5 separate regions of the Homo sapiens genome follow, and all the other regions are linked to region 4. A link is a contact called in ENCODE Hi-C or POLR2A ChIA-PET data. All regions are on one chromosome and are shown on one strand. The core of a region is the stretch at or near the end of the contact, and the rest is flanking DNA. Distances in the headings are between cores, read along the strand shown. Region 1 holds the start of LIPT2-AS1 (LIPT2 antisense RNA 1). Region 2 holds the start of ATG16L2 (autophagy related 16 like 2). Region 3 holds the start of RNF169 (ring finger protein 169). Region 4 holds the start of MRPL48 (mitochondrial ribosomal protein L48). Region 5 holds the start of P2RY6 (pyrimidinergic receptor P2Y6).

Evidence for each region. A loop is a pair of places that touch in the nucleus more often than their neighbours do. ChIA-PET counts read pairs that join two places held with the same protein, here RNA polymerase II (POLR2A). Pooled maps may share reads with other maps.
Region 1: a loop to region 4 is called in a map of CD8-positive, alpha-beta T cell, with 32 times the contacts of the local background. The contact joins the promoter of LIPT2-AS1 here to the promoter of MRPL48 in region 4. A Hi-C loop is called at or near these places in 4 of 168 maps with a recorded cell type or tissue (B cell, CD8-positive, alpha-beta T cell and naive thymus-derived CD4-positive, alpha-beta T cell), 1 of 37 single-sample maps with no recorded cell type and 10 of 50 pooled maps. POLR2A ChIA-PET finds 5 or more read pairs at or near these places in 8 of 52 experiments (A673, CD4-positive, alpha-beta T cell, CD8-positive, alpha-beta memory T cell and 5 more).
Region 2: a loop to region 4 is called in a pooled map, with 4 times the contacts of the local background. The contact joins the promoter of ATG16L2 here to the promoter of MRPL48 in region 4. A Hi-C loop is called at or near these places in 6 of 50 pooled maps. POLR2A ChIA-PET finds 5 or more read pairs at or near these places in 3 of 52 experiments (Caco-2, activated CD4-positive, alpha-beta T cell and activated T-cell).
Region 3: a loop to region 4 is called in a pooled map, with 7 times the contacts of the local background. The contact joins the promoter of RNF169 here to the promoter of MRPL48 in region 4. A Hi-C loop is called at or near these places in 1 of 168 maps with a recorded cell type or tissue (CD4-positive, alpha-beta T cell) and 11 of 50 pooled maps. POLR2A ChIA-PET finds 5 or more read pairs at or near these places in 2 of 52 experiments (CD8-positive, alpha-beta memory T cell and activated T-cell).
Region 5: POLR2A ChIA-PET joins it to region 4 with 10 read pairs in Caco-2. The contact joins the promoter of P2RY6 here to the promoter of MRPL48 in region 4. A Hi-C loop is called at or near these places in 1 of 50 pooled maps. POLR2A ChIA-PET finds 5 or more read pairs at or near these places in 2 of 52 experiments (Caco-2 and PC-3).

Annotation. Positions count from the first base shown.
Region 1 is chr11:74,492,084-74,494,783 of GRCh38, forward strand. LIPT2-AS1 (LIPT2 antisense RNA 1) reads left to right here and starts at 1,297. Exons shown (of 2, transcript NR_171028.1): 1 at 1,297-1,890. It overlaps LIPT2 (lipoyl(octanoyl) transferase 2), which reads right to left and starts at 1,641. Exons shown (of 2, transcript NM_001144869.3): 1 at 1,155-1,641; 2 at 1-281. The coding sequence starts at 1,620. The coding sequence ends at 52. RefSeq lists silencers at 1,407-1,516, 1,627-1,876.
Region 2 is chr11:72,812,965-72,815,664 of GRCh38, forward strand. ATG16L2 (autophagy related 16 like 2) reads left to right here and starts at 1,447. Exons shown (of 18, transcript NM_033388.2): 1 at 1,447-1,599. The coding sequence starts at 1,482. LOC107984421 (a long non-coding RNA gene) reads right to left here and starts at 1,103. Exons shown (of 3, transcript XR_007062771.1): 1 at 1-1,103. RefSeq lists enhancers at 1-59, 2,070-2,219 and silencers at 600-689, 1,090-1,539.
Region 3 is chr11:74,747,557-74,750,256 of GRCh38, forward strand. RNF169 (ring finger protein 169) reads left to right here and starts at 1,293. Exons shown (of 6, transcript NM_001098638.2): 1 at 1,293-1,826. The coding sequence starts at 1,325. RefSeq lists silencers at 1,124-1,344, 1,518-1,667, 1,698-1,957, 1,968-2,067 and enhancers at 1,318-1,407, 1,557-2,150.
Region 4 is chr11:73,786,448-73,789,147 of GRCh38, forward strand. MRPL48 (mitochondrial ribosomal protein L48) reads left to right here and starts at 1,427. Exons shown (of 8, transcript NM_016055.6): 1 at 1,427-1,545. The coding sequence starts at 1,525. RefSeq lists enhancers at 1,361-1,420, 1,561-1,640.
Region 5 is chr11:73,270,919-73,273,618 of GRCh38, forward strand. P2RY6 (pyrimidinergic receptor P2Y6) reads left to right here and starts at 1,420. Exons shown (of 3, transcript NM_001277204.2): 1 at 1,420-1,548. RefSeq lists an enhancer at 1-658.

The DNA.
Region 1 (2,700 bases), core at 47-2,546, 710 kb after region 4:
CAGACTTCATGCTTCCCAAGGCAGGAGCATCCTGGCTGTTATGAGTACTCTTCAGTTGGGGCTGTCCTCTGAGATCAGTGTGCACTTGTAGATCTCCTTAAAGGCCACAAGGAAAGGTGGCATTACTTCTTCCACGGTGACGTGCCTCTGGAGCTCCTTACTCAAGGAAGTGACGCCTGTCCCAACCAGTCCACAGGGCACGATGTGCTCAAACCACGTGAGGTCGGTAGAGCAGTTGAGAGCCAGGCCGTGGGATGTGATGTGCCTTCCACAGCGGACTCCTGCAAGGCAAGCCAAAGGGTCTTAGAGTAGATACCCTCCACTCTCCGGGCTTTGGTGTCCCTCTCAGGGCGATGAGAAAACTGGATTAGATCACCGGTTTTCAAATTTTGTTTCTGGAGAAACAAGGGATTGTACTCAGATGGGAAAAGGAAACAAATGAAAGGAAGGGGTGCGTGGCTTCAAGCAGCTGCACTCATCATGAGGATTCCAGGAAATGTCTTTTAACAGATTCCAATACTTAAAAAAAAAAAAGCTTGGGGACAGGCGCAGTGGCTCACGCCTGTAATCCCAGCATTTTGGGAGGCCGAGGCGGGCGGATCACGAGGTCAGGAGATCGTGACCATCCTGGCTAACACGGTGAAACCCCATCTCTACTAAAAATACAAAAAATTAGCCGGGCTGGTGGTGGGCGCCTGTAGCCCCAGCTACTCTGGAGGCTGAGGCAGGAGAATGGCGTGAACCCGGGAGGCGGAGCTTGCAGTGGGCCGAGATTGCGCCACTGCACTCCAGCCTGGGTGACAAAGCGAGACTCTGTCTCAAAAAAAAAAAAAAAAAAAAGTTTGAAAATTAGCACCCTTATTTGCCATGACATTGTCATTCGCAGGACGTAACCTGGCAATTCACTTCTCTTGTCTCTCCCTTAACAGAAATGCGTGTTGGACTAGATGTGAGGAGCCTTCTGCTTCTGAATATACGATATCTGAAAAGGGGCTTAAAAACTCAAACGCAGCGGGTAGCTGTGATTCAAAACCCGCGCTAGATACGCCTCCTCCCGGCCCTCACCTCCGTTGGTCCAGCCCCGTCAGACCCCGCCCCCAGGCCTCAAGCTCCGACCTCGGCTCTCAGGTACCGCCCTGCTCCGCGGCGCTCACCGATCGCGCAGATCTTGCGATCGTCTAGCCAGACGCCAGTGTAGGGCGGGGGCCGCGCGCGGGCGTCCTGCAGGCCCTGGAGCTCGCACAGGCGCACGGCGCACGCCTCCAGCGACGCTACGTGCATGCGCAAGCGCAGGCCGAGACGCCGCAGGTCGAGTACCGGGTGGCAAAGCAGCTGGCCCGGGCCGTGGAAGGTGGCCAGGCCACCGCGGCCTGTGACGCGCACCTCGGCGCCCAAGGCCCGTAGCCGCGCAGTTTCCTCGGGCGTCAGGCCGCCGCGCAGCCCGGCCGTATACACGGGCCCCGCGGGCTCGCAGAGCAGGAGCGCGCCCGCCTCAGTCCCCGACGGGGCCTCAATGCCTGGCTCGGCCTGCAGCCGCCGCAGCCAGCGGTCCTGCAGCCCCAGTAGCTCGGCGTACGGCACCCGACCCAGGCGCACCAACCGAACGGCGGGTTGCCGCATCGTGCCCACCGTTGCGTCCGCGGGGCCCCGCCCTCTCCGTGGGCCTGGGGGCGTGGCCTGAGGGGCGGGGACTCGGGGGCACACCCCGAGCCGCAGCTCCCAGGTGCGTGTTAAAAGCTGGAGGGGGGATATGTGATCCCAGGACCAAAAGCGCGGGGCCAGACTCATCGGTTCATTCAACAACCAGTATTTAGTGCCTGCTGTGTTCTGCAGGCCCTGCCATAGGCGCTTGATACAGCGGTGCATAGCGTATGAGAAAGATCTGTCCTGGTAAGCTTACATTCTTACAGCAGACGATAAGTATTTTAAGTGTTAAGTAAATAAGGTTATTTCACGTATAAGGTGTTAAATGCTATGAAAAGAAAAATAAAACAGGGTAACGTGGTGTGTCCTGTGTTGAGCCCCTGGGGGACGCAAGAGGGAGATTAGCTTGCCTACAAGGTTATTGGTGGAGGTAGGGAGAACTTAAAGATCAGCACCTGTAAGAAAGTGAAGGAAGCAGGAATTTGTAGGCAGAGGAAGAAGTTGGCCTGCAAAACAGTTGCAGCAGAGGCCTTGACCAATCCCAAGGCATGCTTGGAGCCTAGGATGACCCTTCAGAGTAGTTCCACATTAAAGCAAGGGGGCCAGAAACTCTTATCCTTGCATTGACCAGTCATGGATACAGGCTACACCTGGGGAGGAGCTGTGATTTTTTTTTTTTTTTTTTTTTTGGCAAGACTGCTTCCCTCGGTGGAGGGCGGCCCCCAGAGAAGGACTCAGTTGTGTATCATCAGTAACCAACTCCAGAAGCTGAGGGAATGACTGTCTAGGCCCTGAGGGGGTGTCTGGACCACAACATCAGCTATGTTGCAGTTAGAGTATCATTTAAACAAGTCTGAATTCAATGAATTTTTACTGAGGACTTTTCAGACACCATAGGTGTCTGAAAAACATTTCATAAACATAGACATAAAGATCCTAAGCAAATATTAGCAAATCAAATCCAGCAATTTATAAAAGGATTAATACATCATGATGAAGTAGGGTTTATCCCGGGAATGCAAGGTTGGTTTTGCATTCTGAAATCAAACAATGTAA
Region 2 (2,700 bases), core at 197-2,696, 970 kb before region 4:
TGGTGTGATAACTGGTGACGGTTATAACTCGAACTCAACTGGGGCTGGTGTCTGAGAAGCTTGAACTCAGTGTAGGGGCAGGAAAGTTCTCCTGGAGGAGGTGATGCATGATTAGGAGCCAGGCCCCCTAGAGGCGACGATGTTCCAAACATCAGGCTCGGCCTGTGCAAAGGCCATGGGCGTCTAAGACAATGACATGTGGGGGACTGAGCCCAGCTCACTGGAAGCAGAGCAGGCTACACTGACCTGGGGGCGTCTAGGCCTTCACTGCTTTCTACGTCCTCTGACCCATCCCCATCAGAATCTCAACAGACTCGTCACCTCCAGGGCCTGCACTGCTCTCCCATCGTTGCCCAACTTCTCTCGTTCCCTAGGGATGTTCAAGTCTGCCAACACTCAGAGGGCAGGGCCTGCTGGCATGCCCCAGGGTGAGGCTGTGCCCAGCGAGTCCCTCCTTTCGTGTCTCACAGTAGCCTGAGCCTGCAGAGCTGGCTCTCTAGCATCTAGCTAGAGACGGTTTGACCACAGTTCCCTGCGACCCATGATTCACTTTCGAGGGTACCCACAAGAGATGTGTCTGCTCCTCCAGACGCCGCCCAATGGGGTGAAGCGTCTGGCCCTGAGTCAGGATGCTGGGGTGCTGGCCGTCTCAGCTACCCACTCCTTTGCAACCCCAGGCAAGCAAGCTCGTTCTCTCCTCCCGGCCAGGGGCTTTCTAGATGAAATCAGCTGCACCCCTTTACTCTCAGGGACCTAAAATTTCGGCGACCATGTGGAGCCGTAAACCCTTCTGCCTCCTGTCCTCCCAGCCCCGCACCCACCTGGCGTTTTCGTGTCACGGAACCTCTGCACGTGCTCTTCTCGAGGCCTAGAGTCCCTCTCTCCCTCTGGCCAACTCCTATTTCATCCCTCACAGACCCAACTCGAACGCCATCATCCCCGGAAAGCGGGGATTCCTCCCTTCAGTCTCTGCTTCCTTATCTTGCTGTCCTGCTGCGCCGCGCCCTCAGTGTACGCGCAGAGCCCGGGGCTGAGGGCCTCTGGGTCCCTGGCTGGGTGCGCGGCCAGGAGCGCGACGGCCTGGGAAGCACCAGCGGCTCTCGAACTCGGCCCGGGCGCGGCGGGGTTAAGACACCCGGGCCTTGAGGGCCCCGCCTCCGGAGCGCTCCACCCGCGTGGGGGAAGCCTCCCCGGAGGCTCCGACCTCGCTCCTGCTTATGACCCTCGCAGCCACAGGAGCCCCCACTTAGGTGAACATTTCGGACGGGGCCCCGGCGGTTCAGACCCGGAGGCGGCTCCTCCCGGAGGCAGATCCTCCCGGCGTCGGCCTTCGGTCCTCCCCGCCAAAGCCCTCTTGGGACAAGCCGGGGATTCCCCGCCGCCGCCCGCCCCCTGGCGTCACGGAGTCCCCGCGAGGCCCCGCCCCGGCCTGGCGCCGTCCTGGGCGGGAGGAACGCGCCGCTAGGCGGGAGAGCGCGGCCATGGCGGGGCCGGGCGTCCCCGGTGCCCCCGCAGCGCGCTGGAAACGCCACATCGTGCGGCAGCTGCGGCTTCGGGACCGTACGCAAAAGGCGCTTTTCCTGGAGCTGGTGCCGGCCTGTGAGTGCGCCCCGGTGCTGAGAGGATGGCGGCTGAGGGGACGCGGCTACGGGCGCGGGGAGAGGGTTTGGCTGGCTCCTCCGCCTGTGACCCGAGTGCGCTGTGCCTTATGCCTTGAGCCTGTGCGTTACGCCCATCCCGACTGCCAGGACTCCGCCCCTTGCCATCCAGGCTCTGGTTAGAACCTGGACGAGCCCCTCCTGGTCCCCCTGCCCTCGTCGCCCCTCAGGACGGGCTCTGCCTCCCACAAGCTGGGCTTCCGAGACGCAAGTGCGTCCTCGGGTGTTGGTTTTGCAGGGTCTCTTTTGCCTCCCCACCCGGGCAGTCCCCGGGGTAGGGGCTTGATCAGTGCACTTAGTCTCGGTAGCGCAGTGAAAGAACGCGGGACTTGTCCAGAGCAGCCACTTATTGGCCCATCCGGAGAGGGGCGACACTCGGAACCTCTAAGGAGGAGGCTGTGCATCTCAGGCTCTGCCGCTGACAGGCGACGCTGGCACAGGCTTATGGAACACCTCCCTGTCAGCCTACCCAGCCTGAGGGGGCATCAGGGGGCCCCGGGCTGCTGGTGGATGCTGGCTGAGCCCAGCGAAGTCGGACTCTCAGAATTGTTTCTGGGCAGCTGGTCAGGATAGGGTGTGGCATTTCAAGAGGGGATGAACAGGTGTGCCTGTGTGTCGCACCTCTGGCCGCCTGCGATTGTATGTCTGTGGTTGGAAGTCTAACCACAATCCCTGCGGCTCTCTCACTGGGGCTAATCTTGGCCAAACCCCCACAATCAAATCTGCTCTTAGCCAGGAAAATTTCTCTGCAAGCTTCCAGGCTGCTGGTCCTCTACCTTCAGGGTTGCGAGGCCAGCCCCCACCTCCAGCAGCCACACTTCTCCACTGCTCAGACAGACAGTGGAACCGTCCAGTTTGAGGGAGGGGGTCACCGCCCCCCCAACCCCTGCCCCCCGCCCCGACCCAGGGAGCTGTGAGTCTGAGGGACTAGAGAGATCTGGAGGGCTGAAATCAGACTGAAGGGCCAGTCTTGAAACCTTGGGCAGATCACATCGCTAAGCCTCAGTCTTCTTACTTGTTAATTGGGTATAGAGACCTTCTT
Region 3 (2,700 bases), core at 43-2,542, 960 kb after region 4:
CTGCTCCAAATCTATCCCAGGGCAAAGAAAGCAAAGAATGGGAGAACTACTGTAGCAGAACCACCTTTCCATTAGAGAGGGGTCATTCTTTCTCCTGGAACCTCTGCATCTAGAAAGGGCACTAGCATCAAAGTCCAAGCACCTCTCCCTAGCTCAAGCAGGAGTGACACGGTCAGAGCTGGCCTATAGGAAGCAACTCGAAGAGTGTGGAGGATGGATTAGAAAAGAGGTTGGGAGAGGGGAGACAATCAATCTATAGCAGCTACTGCAGTAATCTAGATGAGAGATGATTAGACCTGAATTGGGCAGTGGGAATGGGATGAAGAGGTGGGGAAATAGTCATTTTGATAGTGGAATTGACAGGACTAAATAACTGATGGTTTGTGGGAGATAAGGAAGAAGTTCAAGATGACTAGGTTTGGAGCTTGAGTACCTGGGAGGATGGGACCTTTCATAGAATGAAGGAAATAAGAAGAGCAGTTTTGAAAGGAGGATGGGAGACAGTGACATTAGTTTTGTACATGAGGAATGTAGGGATCTAAGAGGATGTTTCCATCAGGCAGTTGAATATGGAGGGCTGGACTCAGGAGGCCTGGGCTGCAGACAGCAATCTGGGAGCTCCTGAGGGAAGAAAATGTGGACCAGTGCAGCACGCAGAGTGAGAAGGGGACTGAGGCCTAAGCCTAGAGGAACACCCACATGGAAGCACCAAACACGGGAGACTGAGAAGGAGCCAAGAGCCTGGGAAAAAAACCAGGAAAGTGTGGTTTTACCAGCCAAGGGGGGCAGTTTCAGGAAGGGACATGGGGAGAGAGGATGAGGAGGTAGGATTGACAAGAGGCTGCTCCTTTTGGCAGTTAGTTACCACGGTGGGCCTGGTTTCAGTCACAAAGCTACCCCCATCCTTAGGAGAGAGCTCAGGCCCTCATATCAAATGAACACTAAGGCAGGTTTCTGAGTAACTCACATATTCCCCACTCACTTTCTCCTCAGTTATCAAGGCATTACAGGATAAGTACGTGTATCAAAGTTTAACATCGTTCAGAATTGCCAGTAAAGCCCCTCAGTTCCCACCTCTTTCAGTTCAGTAAGAGGAAACTGCAAGGACTTTTCGAGAGTGCGGCTGATGACCGCATAATAAAGAATAACTAATAAATATTAATGAAGTATCCCCTCTGGCCAATCAGGTCTGAGGAGAACCCTCTTTGGGCTCACAGAAGCCTCGCCCCTCATGAATATGTAGATAGCACTGCCCACCGCGCGTACTGCCCCGCCCTCCACTCTTCTCCCTCGCAACCGACTCTCCCTTCAAACGGGAAACAAGATGGCGGCTGCAGGTCCGAGTACTCGGGCCTCTTCCGCGGCGGCAGCAGCCGCTCTGAGTCGGCGGGGCCGGCGGGGCCGCTGTGACGAGACGGCGGCAGCTAAGACTGGGGCCCCAGGCCCGGCTTCTGGACCTTCGCTGTTGGTGTTGTCGCCGCCGTTGCTGCAGCCGCCGCTGCCGCCGCGGCCGGAGGAATCGGGCTGCGCCGGGTGCCTGGAGCCCCCCGGAGAAGCAGCGGCCCTGCCGTGCGGCCACTCGCTTTGCCGAGGCTGCGCCCAACGCGCCGCCGACGCGGCGGGCCCGGGTTGCCCTCGCTGCCGCGCCCGCGGCCCAGGCTGGGCCCGCCGTCGGGCCCGCGACGACGGCCAGGCCGACTCAGAGGTGCTGGGCGAGTGCGCCCGCCGCAGCCAACCCGAGCGCTGCCGCCCGCGCCGGGACGGGGGCGCGGCTGCCGCGGGGCCCAGGCCAGAGCAGGAGCCGCGTGCCGCGCCTGCGGAGCCAGGTGGAGCTTCCCCACTTCCCCTTAGGGTCTGGAGCGAGGCCGAGCGCGCCCCGGCCCGGCCTGGTGAGGGGGTGGAGAGTCCCGGGCCCTACTCGGGCGGGTGTGGAGAGTTCTCGTGGGATTAGAACCCGGGCTCTACCCAGGTGCAGTGTGTTTGTGAATTTTGAACTTCAGAGTGAAGGACAGGCACGTTGCATGCGGAGGGGCGGTGAGGGCACCCTGTGCCTTACGTAAGTCCGAAGTTTGGAGGGAAACAGAATTGTTGGAACAAGTTAGGGGCAGGTTGGAATTGGTGTGTGGGAGTGGGAGGGGCCTTGGATCAGAGAAGTGCTTGGTTTAATGTTGGATGAAGAGTTTGGGGGTCATATTGCTTGGAGAGATGTGGCTCCTGGCCTTGAAAGGGTCAGTGAAGGGTGTGGAGAATCCGGAGTTTAGGGAACAGGTTGAATTTGAGGATGTGAAGGGAGCTTTTCAGACTCGAGAGCAGAGGGGGTTGGGAGCACACTTGTGCAGTTGTTTTCATACATTTTGGAAAATGTATGCTTAGCACAGAACTTGGCACATAGTGAGGAAGCAGTAAGTGACTGTCGTTTATATTTGTAATACTAGTACTACTAAGTCCAGTAGTGCCTGACAGAAAAGCTGGCTTGGGTTTAAAAGTTTTGGAAACAAAGGTTGGGTGGCAGGGGCTGCTTCTATCTCCTTGGCAGTATGGGTTTCCTACTGGCTTGCTGGCAATTAAAAGTCTGTTGTAGGACTCTTGCCTTGAACTTCTTTCCCCTAACACCAGCAGCCTGCTATTCCTCGGTTCTGAGCTTTGAAATGCAAAGTGCCCTGTATAAAATAAGACTGTTATAACTTAGGATTCTTTTGG
Region 4 (2,700 bases), core at 177-2,676:
CAGGCAATTCTCCTGCCTCAGGCTCCTGAGTAGCTGGGATTACAGGCATGCACCACTACGCCCAGCTAATTTTTGTATTTTTAGTAGAGACGGAGTTTCACAGTTTTGGTCAGGCTGGTCTCAAACTCCCGACCTTGTGATCCGCCTGCCTTGGCCTCCCAAAGTGCTGGGATTACAGGCATGAGCCACCGCACCCGGCCATGTATCTTATTAGATTGTATTTACCTGGACTAGACAAGGAAAGAAACTCTCTGGCTGCCAACCTGCCCTTTTGCAAACCTATAGTCACAGTCCCATAAAATAGATGAAGCACAGGCACGGAAATGAAACAGCTCACCACTTATATAACATTATGTTAACTAGGTACCTTCTTCCTGTCTCTGTTCCTCATCTGTGAAATGGGTATAATGATCCTCAGCCTCATAGGGTTATTGGAAAGACTAAATGAACCCATACACCCATAAAGAACCGACCTGGCACATACTAGCATTTGATTGATTTTTTTTTTCTTATTTAAAATTTCACTTCTAAAACCCCAATAGCATTTATTAGGCAATAATCAATCACTGTACTGGAGGAGGTATGCCTGGTCCATTATATTTCCAAGCATAATTAATTGTCGTATCTGTGTTACCTCAGTACTTTGCACACAATTCTGGTATTTCACTTACCATACTAGATACTAATTATTTGTTACTAGATACTAATTATTTTTTGCTATTATTTTGATTGAGTTCCTCAAGGACTGAGATCCTGACTAATTTATTCCAGCATCTAGCACAGGACGTGGAAATCTGACTTCTAAACTCAATTTAAGAGATGATTGGCTGGGCCTGGTGGCTCACGCTTGTAATCCCAGCACTTTAGGAGGCCGAGGCGGGCGGATCACCTGAGGTCGGGAGTTCAAGACCAGCCTGACAAACATGGAGAAACCTCATCTCTAGTAAAAATATAAAAATTAGGCGGGCGTGGTGGCGGGCACCTGTAATCCCAGCTACTTGGAGACAGAATTGCTTGAACCCGAGAGGCGGAGGTGGCAGTGAGCTGAGATCGTGCCACTACACTCCAGCCTGCGCAACAGAGCGAGACTCCGTCTCAAACAAACAAAAAAGTCAGATCTGTGCTAGACGCTGAAAGGAATTAATCAGACAGGATCTCAGTCTTTTAAGAACTTTCAAATACAGAGAAGAGGTGGTAACAAATCATTAGTGTATAATATTGTAAGCGAAAAATTAGAATTGTGTGCTAAGTACTGGGGTAACACAGAGATGGTAATTAATTCTTTCTGGAGAAACAGCAGTGAATGTGACAACCTGAGTGAGGGTGGAAAGCAGGAGAATTTCTAGACTCTGAATTTCAGAAGCTTCCGGAACTAAAATGATGTGGAAGTTGAGTGAGTCTCGGTGGGATATTGCTGCTGCACCTGGTCAAGGCCGTTCCTTCAGTGTTTTCAGACGCCCTGGGAACGCGGCTGCAGGGTCCGGTCTTCGGTTTGCACAGCTAGAGGCCGCGCAGCAGCAAAGGATGAGCGGAACCTTGGAAAAGGTAACGTAGATTCCACGCACGCGGGGCGCGGGGAGATGGCGGACGGTGCAGAGAGGGGAGATGGCGGAGGGTGCAGAGCGGGGAGGTGGCGGCGCGCGGACATCCGGGGATGAGACACTGGGGCGCCCAAGGTCCTTCCCAGCAGCACATGCGGCTGCCTGGCGTTGAAGGGGCTGAGCAGATTCCTTTCCACCCGGGGCGAACTCTGCCGAGCCGACCCGTGCCACGCCCACACCACATGCCACTCTCTCCACCCAGTTTCTGGAAAAGGGAGAGCTCTGCGATGGGAATCACGACACCAGGATACGGTCCCGATTAACTGTGTGACCTTGGGCAGGTCATTTTATATTTGCATTCAGTTATCAACTTCCAGAATTTTTTCTAAGAATGCAGTTTTGACTTGCTGAACTGATGAGGATGTGAAGCTACCTGGTAATAAGGAAACAGCAGTAATAAACTAGGTTTTTGTTCTTTTCTTTCTTTTTTTTTTTTTTTTTTTTTTGACGGATTTCGCTCTGTTGCCCAGGCTGGAGTGCAGTGGTGCGATCCCGGCTCACCACAACCTTCGCCTTCCGGGTTCAAGCGATTCTCCTGCCTCAGCCTCCTCAGTAGCTGGGACTACAGGCGCGGGACACCATGCCGGGCTAATTTTTGTATTTTTAGTAGAGACGGGGTTTCACTGTGTTGGCCAGGCTGGTCTCGAATTCCTGACCACGTGATCTGCCCGCCTCGGCCTCCCAAAGTGCCGGGATTACAGGCATGAGCCACCGCGCCCTGCAATAATTAACAACATTTTCGTTTCCAAAACCTTATTTAAGTGACTGTCATAAAACCGTATGAACCACTATAAATGTGTTCCTGGGCTTTCTCCCGTTCCCTTAACAGATTTAACAGATTTCATTTGTGCTCTTTCAATTGTATCATGCTGCTTAGATTAATGACTCATTTTAGCAATTTATATTAAAATTTTGTTTTAGGCATTAATTGTGGCAACTATATTTCCATGATTCATAGGTCAGCATGGTCGTTGCAGCTCATGGGTCTACCTGTGGTTACCTTGGGGCTGCCCTTGAATGTGTGAGGGCCCACGCCTCACTTCATCCTTTATGAAACAATTCACTTGTTCACCTTAGCCAGTTTGTAAGAATTTGGCCA
Region 5 (2,700 bases), core at 170-2,669, 520 kb before region 4:
CCCTTACCCTCCTTTATGTTTCTATATCGCTGCTCTTATCACTATCTGGCCTGCTATATATTTACTCATTAACCAAAAGAAACTAATCTCCCCTGCTAGACTACAGGTGTCTCAAGGGCAGGACTTTGTTTTTTGACCTCAAGTGCGTTGAACATTACCCGAACAGAGTAGGTGGCCAATAAGTACCTGTAAGAAAGAAGAGGAGGAGGAGGAAGCAGGAGAGTCATCTTACAGACGGGGAGGGCCCACCATGGGCCCAGGTAGAGCCGCCCGGGCTGCCTTCTCCTCATCAAGCCCAAGCTCAAGGATGGATTGGCGCTGGGGAGGGGAGGATTGCCTGGGGTCAGCCTTTCCCCCCCGGCATCACCCTCCATCTTCGGTGCTGTAGCAGGACGAGCCGCGGACAAAACCCTTCAGACACTGAGATAGTGAAGGGAGTGGCTTTAATCAGCTGGGAGCATCGGCAGGCTAGCATCTTAAAATCTGAGCTCGTCAGGTGCTCAACTTCTGTCCCTTTTAAGGGCTCACAGCTCTAAGGGGGTCCACGTGAGAGGGTCGTGATCAACTGAACAAGCCAGGGGGTACATGATAGGGACTGCGAGCACCGGTGGTCAGAGTGAAACAGAACAGAACGGGAGGTTTCACAATGTCCTTCCATACAATCTCTGGAATCTATAGATAACAACAGCTGCTAGGTCAGGGGTCGAATTTTAACTACCAGGCTTAGGTCAGGCAGGCCCAGGCCTGGTTTCGGGTCTGGTTCCTTGGTTTCGGGTCTGGTTCCTTGGTTTCAGGTCTGGTTTTTAGGCGCCGGGCTACCTGCCTTTAGTTTCGCTTCTCTTTCCTTTTCCGAGTATAAAACAGTATGAGAGGGTCTCTCTCCTCCCTCAGTGCCATCCTCATCCCTGGGTGGGAGTTGTCTGGATCCATAGGGTTGGAGCCACAGATAACAGAGCCATTAATCTCGGGGTCTCAGCCTCTCTTAACGGACCTTCCAGGCACTGCTGAGAAAACCAGGTTAATGGTTTCCTGCGGCAGCAATGAGCAGAAGCAGGGCCATCTCCAGACTCCAGAGAAGCCAGGAGAGGGCTGGGGTGATAATGGGGAGGAGGATAAAAAACAGCCACCCAATGCGTGCCTTCCCTGTGCCAGGCCCTTGTCCTGAAATGTTATCTCACTCCATCCTCCCAACAGTCCCTTGGGCTAAATTGGTGATGCTGCTTGTTTGAGTGAGCAAACAGAGGGTGAATGAAGTGACTTGCGGGCAGCTGGGTAGAGGATGAGTCAGCATTGGTGTAAAGGACTGGAGCTTCAGGGTTCTCGGGATTCGAGTCCTGGCCCTGCTGCTTGCCAGCTCTGTGCTGTGGCAAGTTACTTCCTCTCCCCAGGTCTCTCGGTTTCCTCATCTGCTGCCTCTCCAGACTTCTGCCAGAACATTGCACGCGACAGTTTCAGGCACAGAACTGACTGGCAGCAGGGGCTGCTCCACGAGTGGGAATTTGCTCCAGCACTTCACGGACTGCAAGCGAGGCACTTGCTAACTCTTGGGTGAGTTTTCTGGGTCCATGCCTGGAAGGGCTTGCGCCCCTCAGCTCCCCTAGGAGCTTCCTGAGTAACTGCAGTCCACTTGCAGCCACCGAGGCTCATCACAGGCAAGAGTGGCAGTAGGGCAGGCACTGGGGTCCTCCTCCTTCCTCCGCCTGGCTATGCCTGGAGCCTGCAGACTGCACAGCATGGAGGGACGAGGCACCGCAGGACGGGGTCAGTGGGGGCGGGGAGGAGATGGACACATTGGTGCTGCGCCGTGCCTTGCTGGAGAAGTGGAATAGCTCAGTCAGGATTCGGAGCCACAAAGGTCTTGGTTGGAGTGCAAATGGCTGGCAAGGGCACTTTTCCTCTCTGGGCCTCAATTTCTTACTCTCTAAAATGGGGGCAACCGTGGTCTCTCCCTGCGTATGTGAACACTGCTAAGTGTAGTATCTGGAGAGGGGTCCTCACGGAGGAGGCTGGGCCCTGCCCTCAGAGCTCCCCAGGAACTTTGGTTGAGGGAATGAGTAGGAAGGATTAGTGATCAAATAATTGTCCACAGAGGAGGCCCTTGGGAAGCCTCTCACCTCTGCCATTCCAGCTAAATCTTAAGACAGCCTGGAGCTGGCCCCGTGAGAGTGGTTTGGAAAAAAAAAAAAAAAAAGTCCCTGAGTCCAGGTGTGACTTGTTAAGGGTGAAAGGGCCTATCTGGGAGAGCTGGGTTAAAACTTTTCCAGAGTTTCTATTGCCATTCAGCTCTGCTGACACCGACACAGAGAAAACAGGCAGCCCAGCCCATGCGTTCAGCCCCGGCCTCTTGAAGATATTTGGGACTCTCATCTCTTGCCAGCTCTAGAATGGGTCATATTCAGGGAAACTCTCCACCCCTCAGTATCAATGAGATGAAAAATGAGAAGGCCCTTTGCAAACTATAAAGTGTTGTGCCCCAGAAGGTGCATCTGTGTGTGTGCCAAGCCCCTGGGTGTGTACGTGAGAGTGAGAATGCCCAGCTTCCAGTGTATGTGTGTGTGTGTGACTGGCTGGGTGGGTGGAACTCTACACTCCCCTCGACTCCCTGTGTGGCTGGGACTCTTCTAAAATTCTTACAATCTTTTTTTGCATTTCCTCACTGTTTGTCAGTTTATCAGAAAGGGAGGGGGCCATGGTCCAGAA